2 separate regions of the Mus musculus genome follow, and region 2 is linked to region 1. The links are chromatin contacts, found by POLR2A ChIA-PET in ENCODE. All regions are on one chromosome and are shown on one strand. Each heading gives the region's core, a stretch centred on a gene start or an enhancer-like site at or near the end of the contact. The rest is flanking DNA. Distances are from core to core; before and after follow the strand shown. Region 1 holds the start of Sars (seryl-aminoacyl-tRNA synthetase). Region 2 holds the start of 1700013F07Rik (RIKEN cDNA 1700013F07 gene).

Evidence for each region. ChIA-PET counts read pairs that join two places held with the same protein, here RNA polymerase II (POLR2A).
Region 2: POLR2A ChIA-PET joins it to region 1 with 50 read pairs in Patski. The contact joins the promoter of 1700013F07Rik here to the promoter of Sars in region 1. POLR2A ChIA-PET finds 5 or more read pairs at or near these places in 4 of 5 experiments (Patski and embryonic stem cell).

What each region holds. Positions count from the first base shown.
Region 1 is chr3:108,441,486-108,448,023 of GRCm38, forward strand. It overlaps Sars (seryl-aminoacyl-tRNA synthetase), which reads right to left and starts at 3,774. Exons shown (of 11, transcript NM_001204979.1): 1 at 3,512-3,774. The coding sequence starts at 3,647.
Region 2 is chr3:108,535,277-108,542,775 of GRCm38, forward strand. It overlaps 1700013F07Rik (RIKEN cDNA 1700013F07 gene), which reads left to right and starts at 2,308. Exons shown (of 5, transcript NM_029314.1): 1 at 2,308-2,423; 2 at 7,212-7,325. The coding sequence starts at 2,343. It overlaps Elapor1 (endosome-lysosome associated apoptosis and autophagy regulator 1), which reads right to left and starts at 1,265. Exons shown (of 22, transcript NM_001346518.1): 1 at 1,020-1,265. The coding sequence starts at 1,172.

The DNA.
Region 1 (6,538 bases), core at 2,524-5,023:
CATGATGTCCCCTGTCTAGATTCTAGATAGGTATGCAGAGTGCAATGCTAAGCCTCAGGACCACACTGGACCACACTGGCTCACACTGGCCAGATCATCATGTACAACTGCAACATCTTGCAGAATAAGGCACATGTGAGGGAAACCCTACATGGGGCCAAGTTCAAGTTTCCTGCTTGCCAGAAGATCAATATCTCAAAGTAAGGCTTCAGATGGATCTGAAGACCTGGTGGCTGAGAAGCAGCTTACCCCCAGGGACTGGTCCCTTACAATGACAGCCTGGCACTAGTGACAGCTTCCTCTGTGCTGCTCCACTCCAATAATCACGTTCATTAATGCATCTCATAGCCAATCAAAACCCAAAATGCTGATTTTTCTCTCCTTAGAAAAAAGTAAGAAGAGGGCTCTGGACATAGACCAGTGGCACAGTACTGGCCTGGCCTATTAAAGGCCCTGGATTTAACACTCAGCCCAGCAATAACAAAGATGGTAATTTTTAGAAGTACCTTAGACACAGATCTTCATACACTGGACAAATGTCTGTCACACTCTTACCAAGGATGAGGTGTGCTGCCGAGGCCTGGAACATTGTGGGTATTTGCACATGAGTTTATGTCTGTGCGTGATCTTTAAAAACTATAGGAGGCCACCGTTTTAAGACTATGCTCCTGCACCCAGCTCCAACACACCATTCTAAAAATCAAAATGGATACAGCCCATGTTAAAGTTCCACTGTATCCTACTGTCTGACAGGGAAACTTCAGGTGACCAATCTGCTTTTTGCCTTTATTTCTACTGTCTTCAACCAGGATCTATAAAGCCAACTCCTTCTGCTCAGCTCATTGAAATACATAATTGCTTTTACAGAATTAAGTGTTGCTGATCCTAAAACTGACAACTGGGTGTGGGGCCTTTAATCCCCGAACACAGAGGAAGGTGGACCACGTGAGTCTGAGGGCAGCCAGAGCTGCACTGTAATGAGAGGAGACAGTCTCAAATAAAATTTAGAAAATAAGGAAGCATGACTGTGTGTGAGTATATTCCCAGCTGCTTGGGACACTAGAGCAAGACTGCCAGTTTAAAGACAGAATAAGCAACATAGCAAGAACCTAGCTCCAAAGAAAGAAAGGAAGGAAGTTAGTTAGTTATGCATAACTCGGTGGTAGCATACTTATCTAGCATGTACTAAAACCTAGGTTCAAACACTGCAAACACAAACACACACACACACACACACACACACACACATACCTTTAAGCCTGCTGTGGTGGTACACACTTGAAATTCCAGAATAATGGACATGAGAAGCAGAATTAGTTTAAGGCCAGCCTCACTCCAAAGGGACTACATGAGACCCTGTTTGAAAAAAGTAAAATCTCTTCCCTTTATATGCATTTTTAAAAAGATTTATTTATTTTATGCATCTGAGTACATTGTCTCTGTCTACCAGAAGAGGGCATTAAATCCCATTACTGATGGTTGTGAGGCACCATGTAGTTGCTGCGATTTGAACTCAGGACCTCTGGAAGAGCAAGTCAGTGCTCTTACCCACTGAGCCATCTCTCCAGGCGCTATGCATTTCTTTTAAAAAGATTTTTATCCATCTACCCCGTCTCCAGTTCTGCTCAGGGCCCAACTTCTCTCCCAACTTCTGGTCCTCTTTTTAAATAACTGTCAATAGTTCCTGGTATGATTAGTGCTCACCACCTTTAAAGCCAGGCGTGGAGGCAGATCTGGACCCCCAGCTGAGAGGAGAGGACTACTTGGGCCCACTGAGTTCTACACTAGCCTGGACAAAATTGCCAGGCCTCATCTTGAAAACAAACGCTCACTTTTTAAAGTTGTCCTTTAATGCCTGTCTATACTATTGATCCCTAAAGAACCTACCAATATCTCTTCAGGTAAGGGTCAAAATTTCCTATATGTGCACATTCTATGCAAGAGACCACTAACATATTTAAAATCACATTAGTCAGAATAGATAGGTACAGAAATCTTGCTATTTCTGATTATGATTCAAGGCAAGGTGCTCGGAACCAAGGTGTTTTGTTTTTGAGGCAGGGTCTGCTGGCCTTGAAATGCATATCCTCCTGCCTCCGACTACCTTGTGTTAGGATAATATGTGAATGCCACCAAGTCCATCTCAGAGTATCTCCTTCCAAGAGAGGCTCTCACTATGTAGCACTGACTGGCCTGAAACTCACTATGTAGACCAGGCTAGTCTCAATCTCGGACATCTATCTCTTTCTGACCCCTAGAGTCCTGGGATTAAAGGCAGGTACCCCCCAAATATTCTTTATCTTAAACAAAAAAGGGGAGTTCAGTTTAGACCAATTCAAAACTTTTGGTCCAAGTGTAAACTCTGACAAATTACCCTATTAGAGTACCTGAGACATACAGAACAGGTACACAACTGTCAGCTAAGCAAATATGTTTTGATACCAAAGAAGCTTTTTAACAGTAAAATCATGTCCACAAAACACCCCTATGGGTATGGTGGCACACACCCTTGATCACTCTCGAAGCAGAGGCAAGTGGATCTCTGAGTTCAAGGCCAGCCTGGTCTACAGAGCAAGTTCCAGGATAGCCAGGGCTACAGAGAGAAAGAAATCCTGTTTATTTTGGAGGGTGGGAGTAGGAGGGAGACACTCTTGGATCGTGGGATTGCCTTAGCAGTGCTCTTATAAACCAGGTTCTCAGCTGGTTGCAGACCTATTGCATCAGACTACCCGAGTCACATGCCACTGACAACATCCGGTCTGCCAGGTGATCACTTGGGAGGCAGAGGATTCTAGAGCTTCTTTTAATTTCCTGAATGACGATGGGTCACTTCTACGCTGCCAACGTCTTTTCCAGAAAACTACCACAAATCACAACCATCCTCAGTAATTACAAGCTTTTTCTTGCCTTACAGCACCCCTCCGTCCTATCTGATCTAGCACGGAAAAGCCTGATTCTTAAAGGTATGCCTTCAGGGTTGGAGAAGTGGCCACCCCAAATTTCAGGGTCACTGCATTTAGTCAAGAGTAGCCTCCAAAGTCCCCAGATGGTTCGACTGGGGTGGAGTAATCCTAGGGTGCTGCAGAAGTCACTCAGTCTGAGAGAGCAGCCTTTGATCCCTGCAAAACCCGGAGGACTACGCTGGGTTTGCTAAAGACGAATAAAACACTGAGAATGACCAAAATGTATAGAAAATTAATTCCCAGCCCGCCCCCCAAGTAAAACTCCAGCTCTGGCTTGCTGTAGCTACGCAAGGGCCTGACAGCTCTCCCTGCGCGTGCGTGCGTGCAGCTCCTTCCTAAAGCACTGGCGGCAGTCAGCATAGAGCACGCGCGGGGAGGGACCCAGGCCGCGGGAGCTGCAGGGAGAGGGGGACAAGCCCGGTTCCCAGCTTGTTCTACGGACAAGCCGGTAGAGCCGGCCAGTCGCGGGAGCATCTGACAAAAGCTGTAAGCTGTGACCTCTGAAGCCATGAGGGATTCAAGGGATACTGCGAGCTCCTGGTACTTACATCGTCGCCACTCACTGTCTGCTTTCACCAGCTGGTCCACCAGCCCCGGGTCCTTGAAGCGCTTCTCCTGCGTCTCTCGAATGAGGGCTGGGTCCCCTCCTTTATCCACCCGAAACAAATCCAGGTCCAGCACCATCCTTCTACCTCACCAGTTAACACTAAGAGAGGACTGTAAGCGGCGGGTGGACGATGCACTGCGCCTGCGCGCTGACCTGGTCTCACTGCGCAGGCACCCGGCAGCCCGGGAGGGGGCGGCGCCTAGCTCGCCGGAAGCCGCAGTGTTAGGCAGGGTCCAGAGGGAGTGGTGAGAAGTGAAAAGGGCGTGGTAGCCTTATGCGGGTTGTTTCTCTGCTGAACTCCTTACTGAAAGGCCTTCTGATCGCCCCCCACTGAAATCGTGAATGCCTCAGGTTCCTCTGGTTGAAGGGAGTATCTCGGTGTGGACCGAAGCTGACTTGGAAGACAATGCACTTTGCAGATGCCAGTTTTCCTCTATCTTGATTACAGAGCACACACCCAGTTACCTACCCTCAAGATTCTCGAGCCCTGGGGCTTTTTGTTTTGATACAGGGTCTCACAGTGTAGCTCTGACTAGCAACTATGTAAACCTGGCCAGCCTCAAACAAAATGTTGGGATTAAAGATGTGTGCCATTTCATCCTTTATTTTTCTTTTTATACTAGCCCTACCCCCTTCCTCCCGCAACAAACCTTTGCCAAGCCCCCCTGAGATAAAAGGACAAGGTTAGAGACCCTGATGGACTTAATAAACAGAGACACTGGAGGGAGGCTAGGAGGCAGGATAATCTGAGCTTGTCCCCTCCCGGTCTCCTGCAGCTTTGGCTACAGTTTTGTGTTGAAAACCAGGGGAAGAAGGGTTGGGTGTCAGAAGACAGTCCATGAGATGAGCACACCTCTCTTCTCACATATCCCTCACCCAAATCCAATAGACCTTTGCAAGAAGTTGTAGCTTATATTTACGATTGAAACTATTCTATGTTTATGTAATTTGAGCATTGCCAGGCTATTCTATCAACACGTTCAAGTTATTCTTTTTGTCTGTTTGTTTGTTTTGTTTGTTGAGATAGAATCTATAGGCCTGGCTGTCCTGGAGCTCACTATGTAGACCAGGCTGGCTTCAGACAGAGATGCCTGCCTCTTCCTGGGGAGTCTCTGGTATCAAAGGGGTGTGCCACCAAGCCCAACCTACACACACCTGTTACTCTTAAAGTGAGAAGACCTCATTTGAAATTACCTCTCTTGGCCAGATGTGGTAGTGCATGTCCATGTGCATCCCTTGTGAGTGGGAGCAGCGGGTGCATGAGTTCAGGGCCAGCATGTCTCCAAAAAACCCAAACCTAGTCAGGCTTAGTAGTAGGTGCCTTTTATATCACATCGGAGGTAGAGAGCTCTGTAAAGTCAAGGCCAGCCTGTTCTAAATACCGAACTCCAAGCCAGCCAGAGCTGTGTAGTGAGAATCTGTCTCAAAAACCAAACACACATACAACCAAACCAAAAACCTACTGCTCTCACACAGTAGAAAACATTAACTAACACGGAACCCACAAACCTGCTCTCCCCTTCCTGTGTCTTCTCCTAAAAAGAACACTTTCCTGAGTATCTAGCAATCGGACGGCTGGAAAATGGAAAGCAGCCAAGAGAAGTTATAATAATAAATGTTAAGGATAGAGAGCTGCAGTCTTTGCAGAAAATACTTGAAGACTGTCATCAAAGTGTTGGGGGTCACTGAACCCCTGAGAGGGTAAGATCCGTGTAATCTAAGGTATGAAAACAATGGCAGGTGCTTTGAGAGGTGGGGCCTAAGGAGTGCATCAGTCCTTTATAGTGTAATTCCAGAAATCACTTTGAAATTCTGGCCTCTCAAAAACAAACAAAACAAACTCCAGGGTTTTTTTTTTCTATTAGTTTTATTATTGTTTATAAATACCTCTCTTTGGGCTGGAGAGATGGCTCAGCAGATAAGACCGATGGCTTCTCTTTTAGAGGACCAAGGTTCAATTCCCAGCACCCAGGTGGCAGCTCACAACTCTGTGTTACTCCAGTTCCGGTGGATCTGGCACCCTCAAACAGACGTGCATGCAGACAAACCCCACCAGTGCATATGAAATAAAAATAAATTATTTACTGGGCAGTGATGGCTTACTAATTTAATCCCAGTACTGGGGAGGCAGAGATAGGCAGATCTCTATGAGTTTGAGGCCAACCTGGTCTACAGAGCAAGTTCGAAGTCAGCCAAGGTTACACAGAGAAACCCTGTCTTGAAAAACCAAAAGTTAAGGATCTGGAGAGGTGGCTCAGAGGTTAAGTCTTGCGCGCCAGACTCGACCAGCAAGAACAACGCTGCAACAGGATCCTTCTGCACACGTTTATTGGGAGAGCTTGATTGCAGAGGCTAAGAGACCCGGAGCCCAGAACTGGTGCTGCTTATATAGGCCTAGGAGAGGCGTGTCTCACACCCGAATTGGTTATGCACTAAGCCTCATTTGCATGTTCCTCATCTGATTGGCTACTCTCTCTCTCTGTACCTCACAGAGCCTCATTATTATTCCTCATTTGCATGTCTCACATCTGATTGGTTATACTCTCAAAGCCTCATTATCATGCCCGGGCCAGGCAGTGTCTTTGCAAAAAACTTTACTGCATATGTACACATTGGTTGTTTGTCCAAACTTATGCGTGGTGGCCAGCAGTAGTCAGTGCCACTCTGCAACGGCACATGTGGCTTCCCACAGTTAAGAGCACTGACTGCTCTTCCAAAAGGTCCTGAGTTCAATTCCCAGCAACCACATGGTGGCTCACAGCCATCTGTAATAGGATCTGATACCTTCTTCTGGTGTGTCTGAGGACAGTGTACTCACATACATTAAATCAATCAATCAATCAATCTTTAAAAAAAAAGAAAACCAAAGTTAATTAACAAATCAATTAATTAAAAATAAGTCTTTCTAAGTAATTCTAGATAGTCTTTTAAGAAAAATATAAATAAATAAGTAAATAAATAAATAGCT
Region 2 (7,499 bases), core at 1,058-3,557, 92 kb after region 1:
ATTTAGCATCTCCCCTACAGTGCTAGACTTTTGACATGTTTTCAAATCTCTCACATTCTGCATAAATTTTATTCTGCCTTCCCCAATATACTTTTTGTAAATATTTCAATGTTGTCTCTACCATATGTTTTTAAGTCACTTACAGCACAAACCAAATATCGTTATTTCACTAATACCAAAACTATTTAACTTTGGTATTCCTATTGTCTTGTCATATGTCCCCCCAAAAACCAATTTTCAAAATCATTTTTGTTGTTGTGGTTGTTAGAAGACATTCACTACCTCTTTTGTGAATTATGTTGTTAACATTTTAGAGACACCTTGAAAAGGACTTGTGGCATATGCTAACATAAGTTCAAAGGAAAGAGTGGGGGGGGATATGTTGTAGAATTCAAAATCTAGAGAAGGTGGGACATGTGCTAAACACTAACCAAAGTGTGCAAGGGAACAGGCAAAGCGTTCCAGGAGGGCCTCAGCCAGCAGCTGCGAGCAACTGGATGTTAACACAGAGGGCACTTACTAGGTAGGATCCTACGGCTGGTCTCCCGAGCTTCCCACCCTCAGACCCAAGGGCTTCTGACCCCAGTCTACTACCAGTCCTTAACTTTACTTTTATCCCAGTTCCCTCCTTTCCTCTTTCTGTTTGGTCTCTCGATGTTTCCAATCACTCTCTAGGTAATTTCACCCATCTGGGAAGCAGCTACTGTCTTCTTTCTCTTTCTTTCTGAGAACTGTCACTCTTTCGGACCTTACTCCCTGAGCCAGAGCTGCTGAGAGCTCCTGAGGGTGATCTATTTTAGGAGTCCTCCGATGGGCTGGCCTCCCCCATGACGACACCAGCCTGCTTCCCTCGCTCCAGCTCCTACTCATCCCTAGAAAAAAATTGAACTCTATGGCCCCTGAAACTGTGACTGGATCTCCAAGGTCTCTATCTGGATCTAGGCTTTTTAGCTCTTTTTTTTTTTTTTTTTTTTTTTTCCCAAAGTGAGATCAGGTCAAGGGGGTGGAGTGGACAGTACCTCTTTGCAGGCGTGAAGCTCGGGTCCGGTTCCCAGGGTCACCTGGAAGGTGGTCCCAGCCCAAAGCAACAGCCACAGAAGCCGGGGTGTGCGCCTTTCAGTTTTTCCTCCGTCTCTGGCAGAAGGATGGGGGTTGTGACCAGGCTCTGCCATAGCGCTGTCCTGAGCCAGCGGCAGTAGCGGCTCAGGTGCTGCGGTGGCTGCTTATGCTGGCAGAGGAGGAAAAAAAAAAAAAAAAAAAAAAAGAGGAGGGAGGTACACAGGGGGAGGATGCAAGGGGCTGGACTCGCTTCAGTCACCTCCCTGCGGCTACGCCAAGGCAGCCCATCCTTCTTCCTCCCTCGGTCCTCTCCTCCTCCTATCCATGTCGCCTTGACAACCGCATCCTCTTCGCTCAGCGCGGGTGGGGCAGGGACCACGCGCGCCTGTGCGGCTCACCTGCCGGTCTCCATGGCAGCCGCCACCGCTGGCGCGCGGCGTGGGAGTGCACGAGCCAGGGTTTGCAACTAACCGAACAGGCTTACGTAAAGCACGCAGTAGAGAAACCCTCCAAAACATCTGCAGCAGCTCATTTCGCACCTATTACTCTTCCGGGCAGGGGGCTATTTCTAAGCATATCTTATTTTGTAAACATGGCATGTAAAACGATTAGGGGAAGACAGGCGTCTTCGTTATCTTCCAGGGATGGTCTCCTAGAGTGGCCCCAGCACTAACTGCAAAAACTAGTTCCATCCTTCCTCCCCACCAAATCCATCCACGTTTTTACAGCCGTCTCAGTGAGCAACCATGACGTCTGCATAGTTAAACAGCAAGGAGTGTGACCTAATCGACAGTTTTGCAAGTAGGACACGTGAGATCTTTGAGATATATATATATATATATATATATATATATATATATATATATATATATATATATATATATATATATTGACATTCTCTTACTCTCGTTGATTTGAAAATGGGGAAGCTCTCTTTTAGGTGAAAGCGAGAAGGAAACATTTGGGTCATCTTTTAGTGTTTCTTTCGTCAGCTTTCGCAGAAATCCCATGCCTTGGGAAGCCAGCGTTTTCCAACAGAGGCTCCAGAGTGCGTATCCAGGTCGCCTTCCCTCCATTCACAGCAGCCTCCTCTCAAGGAGCCTTCTTAGTTGAACCGCCAGGTGGCGCATCAGAATACATCTGTCATAACTGGAGGGATAGCTGCCTAGCAACTAAAAATTGGGCGTTCCAAACAATTGGGACCCGGGATCCTCTGCGAACCAGGTCGTGCTGAGGCTGCACTAGTCTCCAGGGAGTAAGCGTGCGTCTCTGGGCCTTTAAACATGCTTCAGCCTCAGGAAACTTTCTCGAACCCTGCCTTACGCGACGAAGACAAACATTTGGGAAATCTGTGGGCTTCTAAGGTACATTGAGGTTTCCTCAGCAAATTCCCAGTGGGGCCTGCAGGAAATTCTTGGTAACCTAACTCTGATGAGATCACCAAGTATCAAAGAAATCTGTTTTCTGCCTGTCTCCTAGGTCCGCTATTTGCGTCTGATAACGTTTTGGAAGTGGTTTTGAGCAGAGGGAAGGGAACTGAGCTCTAATGTAGAACAAGGTCTGTCAAAGCAGTGATGGGGAATATAAATGATGGGGAAATATAATAATAGTCAGGGTTCCACCAAGCTACCCTTTTGTCTTGGCTTGGCATGTGTACTCCAAAGACAGATGAGAGGTAGAATGGAAGAAAATCTCTGAAAGACACCAGGTCATACTTCAAGCAAGTCTTCATGGTACCTCTGGCCTCTGGCTGATGCAAGAACACATTTGTATACGTGTGTGTGTTTAGTTATGTTCAGTGGAAATATACACCATCTTTTTCCTAGTCTGAGTATTTGGGATATTTGAAGAGATGCACAATAAAGCGAATTAAGTGGTAATTTGAGCTTGATAACAACACCAAAGAATTTCCTTTTCTTCAATATTTGCGGCTTATGTGCCAGGCATGCTGGGAAACACTGAGAAAACATAGCCTCAATTTAGATATAGTTACTGTCCGGTTAGCTTAGTAAGGAAGACAGGCCAGCCCCTGCATCAGTCACTTAGTGGGTAGCACAACTGATCCTCATATTTGGTGGGTGAAGGGGACGACCAGGAACTCTCAGCCTGCCTGAGCTATGAGAATCTGTTTACAAACAAACAACCAAACCCACAGACATAACAAAAACCAAAATGCACTTCCCTCAGAGGCACATGCACTGTGGTGGAGTCATAGGTAGAGTGCCCAAGAATAGGGGCATAAAGGAGGGGTTTCTAAAAGAAAGTGAGTGACATCTGTTGAGTTACCTGAGACACGTGAAAAAGGTGTGCGTGTGTGTGTTTGTGTGTGTGAAGTTAGAAAGAAGGAAAGAAATATCAGCTACTGGGGATAGGAAGCAGTAGGTGCAGATACATTCGAAGGAGAGACAGAGCATCCTGGAGAACTGCTAACTCCAGAAAAGTCGAATGTCAGTGCGAAACAGCGACACTCAGACTGGTGCTAGAGACGACCTCGGTGGCTGAATGCTGTGAGCATTGTGTTAGTGGGCTAGGAGCCATCACAGAGCTGTTGGGAATCACGAGACTTCAAGTACTAGAGTGTCACAGAGTGTTAGAAATCACACACAGCTGTGACATGTCTTTCAGTAAATGTGTGTTCAGTGTATAAGTATAAGCCAAATCGAGGGCCTACAGGCTTGACTACATAGCAAGGTCGAGACTAGTCTAAATTATATGAGACACTGTCTCAAAAACCAAAACTGGTGGCCTATGTGGATAAACTTGATCAAGAGAGGATGCTGTTAACATTTATGGGATTGGTCTTACGAGTATCATATGCTCAGCTCCATTGAGTTAATTGTAAATAAGTCACTGCTGCTAGACACGTACTTTGATTATATCCTTGACAACTATGAATAGCTGCATGTAGCTGCAGTGAAAGAGAAATTAGAGTCTCAAGATAGCTTGCTGTGGAAGTCCTGGATACCCAAAGGAATTGAGTTAGCAGAAGGATGCCTACACATGTAGGTATTTACTATGGCTCTGATAATCACAGTCCCCAATTTAAAAAAAAATAGCCTAGGTATCTGCCCACATGAATGGCTATATGTGAGAGACATAAACAACCAAGTATCATTTAGTCATAAAGGACAGTTATATTTTCCAGGAGTTGGATGCAACATAATAAGACAGATGAGGCAGATTCAGAAAGGCAGATGTGGCATATGTAAAATCTACTCTTATATTTAAGGATGTGAGACAGTATCTAAGGGGTTGAACTTGCCTAGCCTGAGTTTGACCCCTAACAAAGCAAGTGGGAATGAGACATGAACGTAGAAAGGGGACTAATTGGAAGAGGAATGAGAGAGGATAACAGGGTTGGGGGGCGGGGAAATATGGTCGGAGTTCTCTGTGCTATCACGATGAAGCCTGTTTTGTATAGTTAGTGTGTGCTAATATTAAAAGATTACATTTGTCAATGTTCAGAGACTCCTATTACAGAATTGGTGACCAATAAATAGAGGCTCTTCTGGCTTGAAAAAGAAAAGGGAAGAAATCACATGGAGCAGTGGACTGGCTAGGCTGGGAGCGAGACAGAAGGGCACCTGCTGGGAGGCAAGTGCAGTGGTCATTGGGAAGCAGGTGCAGTAGTCAACCGGTGGGCAGGTGATGAACAGAAGAGTAACCGACATCAGTGACAGGTGATAAGATGCGAGTTTGAGAAGGATGCAAAGGACCAGGCAGTGGGATTTGATGCCTGACTCCACATGGGTATAAGGAAATGGATAAATACAAGATAGACTCCTGGATTTCCGGGGGTTCAATTAACACCATTACTGAAATGGAGCATCTTAAGGAAGCAGGTTTGAACAGAAAGATGTTGACATCAATTATGTAGGTGCTTGTGTGGTGCCTCTGAAATCTTTAAATGATTGTGTGTTATGCAGGCTTGAGAAGGTAGGGTTGAAAATGTATGTCTAGGAGCTACACGGCTTATGTGCTGTTTAAAAGTGTAGTAGAAAAGCCGCCTGCCCTGTGAATATAAGAGTAAGACATGAGGGACTGGAGAGATAGATGGCTTAGTGGTTAAGAGCATTGACTGGTCTTTCAGAGGTCTTGAGTTCAATTCCCAGCACCCACTTGGTAGCTCATAAGTGTCTGTAACTCCTGGCTCTGACGTCCTCACACAGACATGCATGCACCAATGCACATAAAATAAAAATAGTTAAAAAAAATAAAACAAACAAAAAGATACTCTCTTGAGAAGCCTGAGCAGAGAAGGAAAGTGTAACAGCCAGAGACCGGAGTTAAACCGGATGGAGTTGGCCTACAGGATGGAGAAGTATTGGTGGGGTTTCAGAGTTACGGTGCCAGAAGTGTCTCAGGAACCAAAAAAAAAAAAAAAAAAAAAAGAAAAAGAAAAAGAAAAAGAAAAAGAAAAAAAAAAGATGAGGGCTGGAAAGATCCTTCTAGAAGCCACAGAGGTCATAGGTCAATAACCAGTTTCAATGGACACTGGAGGAGAGGCAAGAACATAAAGGGTTGGAGACAGGAATGGGGAGGAAGGGGAGTTAGTAATTGTTGACCCTTGAAGAAGGGTGTTTCTGTGGAGAAGGTGACAGGGTGGTAGATACAGCACCATAGGTCAGATGGTACAGAGGGTGGGGTCAGAGGAGGGGGTGGGGAACAGTACATATGGAAAGGACTGGGAAGGGCTGGGTCTAGAGAAACTTCCTCCTGAGTAAAGAGACTTCTCCTCTTGATCAAAGGAGAGAGAGTCTGCAGATTGGCATCAGTGTTGATAGTTGGATTTTTTTTCTGTTTGTTTTTGTTTGTTTGTTTTGGACAGGGTTTCTCTGTGTAGCCCCGACAGACCTAGAACTTGTCTGTAGACCAGGCTATCCTCAAACTCACAGAGATCCACCTGCTTCTGCCTCCTCTCATTTATACTTATATTCAGCCTTTCATTTTTATTGTTGTTGTTTGGTTCTGATTTTGAGGACAGGGTTTCTCTATGTAGCCCTGGTTGTCCTGGAACTTGCTATGTAGACCAGGGTGCCTTCTAATTCAGAGATCTGCCTGCCTCTGCCTCTGCCTCTGCCTCTGCCTCTGCCTCTGCCTCTGCCTCTGCCTCTGCCTCTGCCTCTGCCTCTGCCTCTGCCTCTGCCTCTGCCTCTGCCTCTGCCTCTGCCTCTGCCTCTGCCTCCTCTGCCTCTGTCTGCCAAAGGCATGCACCACCACCACCTGGCCTTAGTGAAAGGCCATCTCCTTGTGCCAATAGAGAAGATGTTGAGCCCTGTATAGCTTTTGTAGAGTGTGGCAGAGCCACTTGGAGACACAGCAGAGCAAAGGCAGTAGCTGAATCTGTATTTGCATCACGTATACATATTTTACATTCTTGTCTGATCCTGCTGTTCAACTAAGATTTATCTGAGTTAATCATACAGCAGTTTGCTATGTGATGGGAGAGGAGGCTAGATAGTAGGCTATTGGTAGAGTTCGGCCACTGGTTTGATCAGGCCCTAGTTTTTAAGTACCTGTGTTAGGTCATTGTCCTTGCTACTGAGGACACATGCAGTGGTGAAAATATTCATTTTCTATATACAAGAAAAATCAAATTTTTTCTCACAATGTCTGTGGTGTTTATAGAACTGAGTGTCTGATGACTTCTTTTATGATGTTCCTTTCCTCCGTGAGTTATTCTTCCTTGAATAATCTTTTTCTCACCTAGACAACACACATTCTTTGTTCCCCTTCGCCTCTCATGGGACTCTTCCTGCCCTAGTGAAAATAGAGCCTTTTAGTTGAGTTCCTCTTCTGCACACCTCAACTACTACTGCATGTGGACAACTTGCTTTATCTTATTTGTTTCCAGTGCTCCAGCAAGCCATACACTTCCGGTTTTCTGTTCATTAGAAATCCAAACTTGGGACTTATAAACATGACCATATCATCGTCATGCCCGGCTCCCTGAGCCCCCTTCTTTATTTCCAGGTTCCCGACCCACCGGTTTCTTGTTTCCAAGGCCCACTTCAATGATTTCTCACTCAGAGAGCTCAGGGAGTCGTCGCCCCTGCTACTGTGCCTCTCCATACAACGGGATGAAGCACATGAGCCATACTGCGTCAGCAAGGTGTCTGGGAACTAGGTCCTGTGTGTGGTTTCTCTTGCAGAAATCGCTGTATAAGAACCCAGCTCACCTTGCGCAACAGCAGGATCCCTGGAGTCGGCTCAGCTCAACCCCCACAGCCACGTCCAGAAGTCGAGACACCTTTTTTGATTCTAAGGTACTCAGCATTGAAATACAAAATACTACTTCTTTTTGCATCTACTTAGGCCTCAATAAATTTATTTTCTTTCTTTCTTTCTTTTTTTTTTTAAGATAGAGTCTTGCTACATGGCCAAAGCTGACCTCAAACTTAGTATTTAGCCCAGACTGGCCTGGACTCTCAATCCTTCCT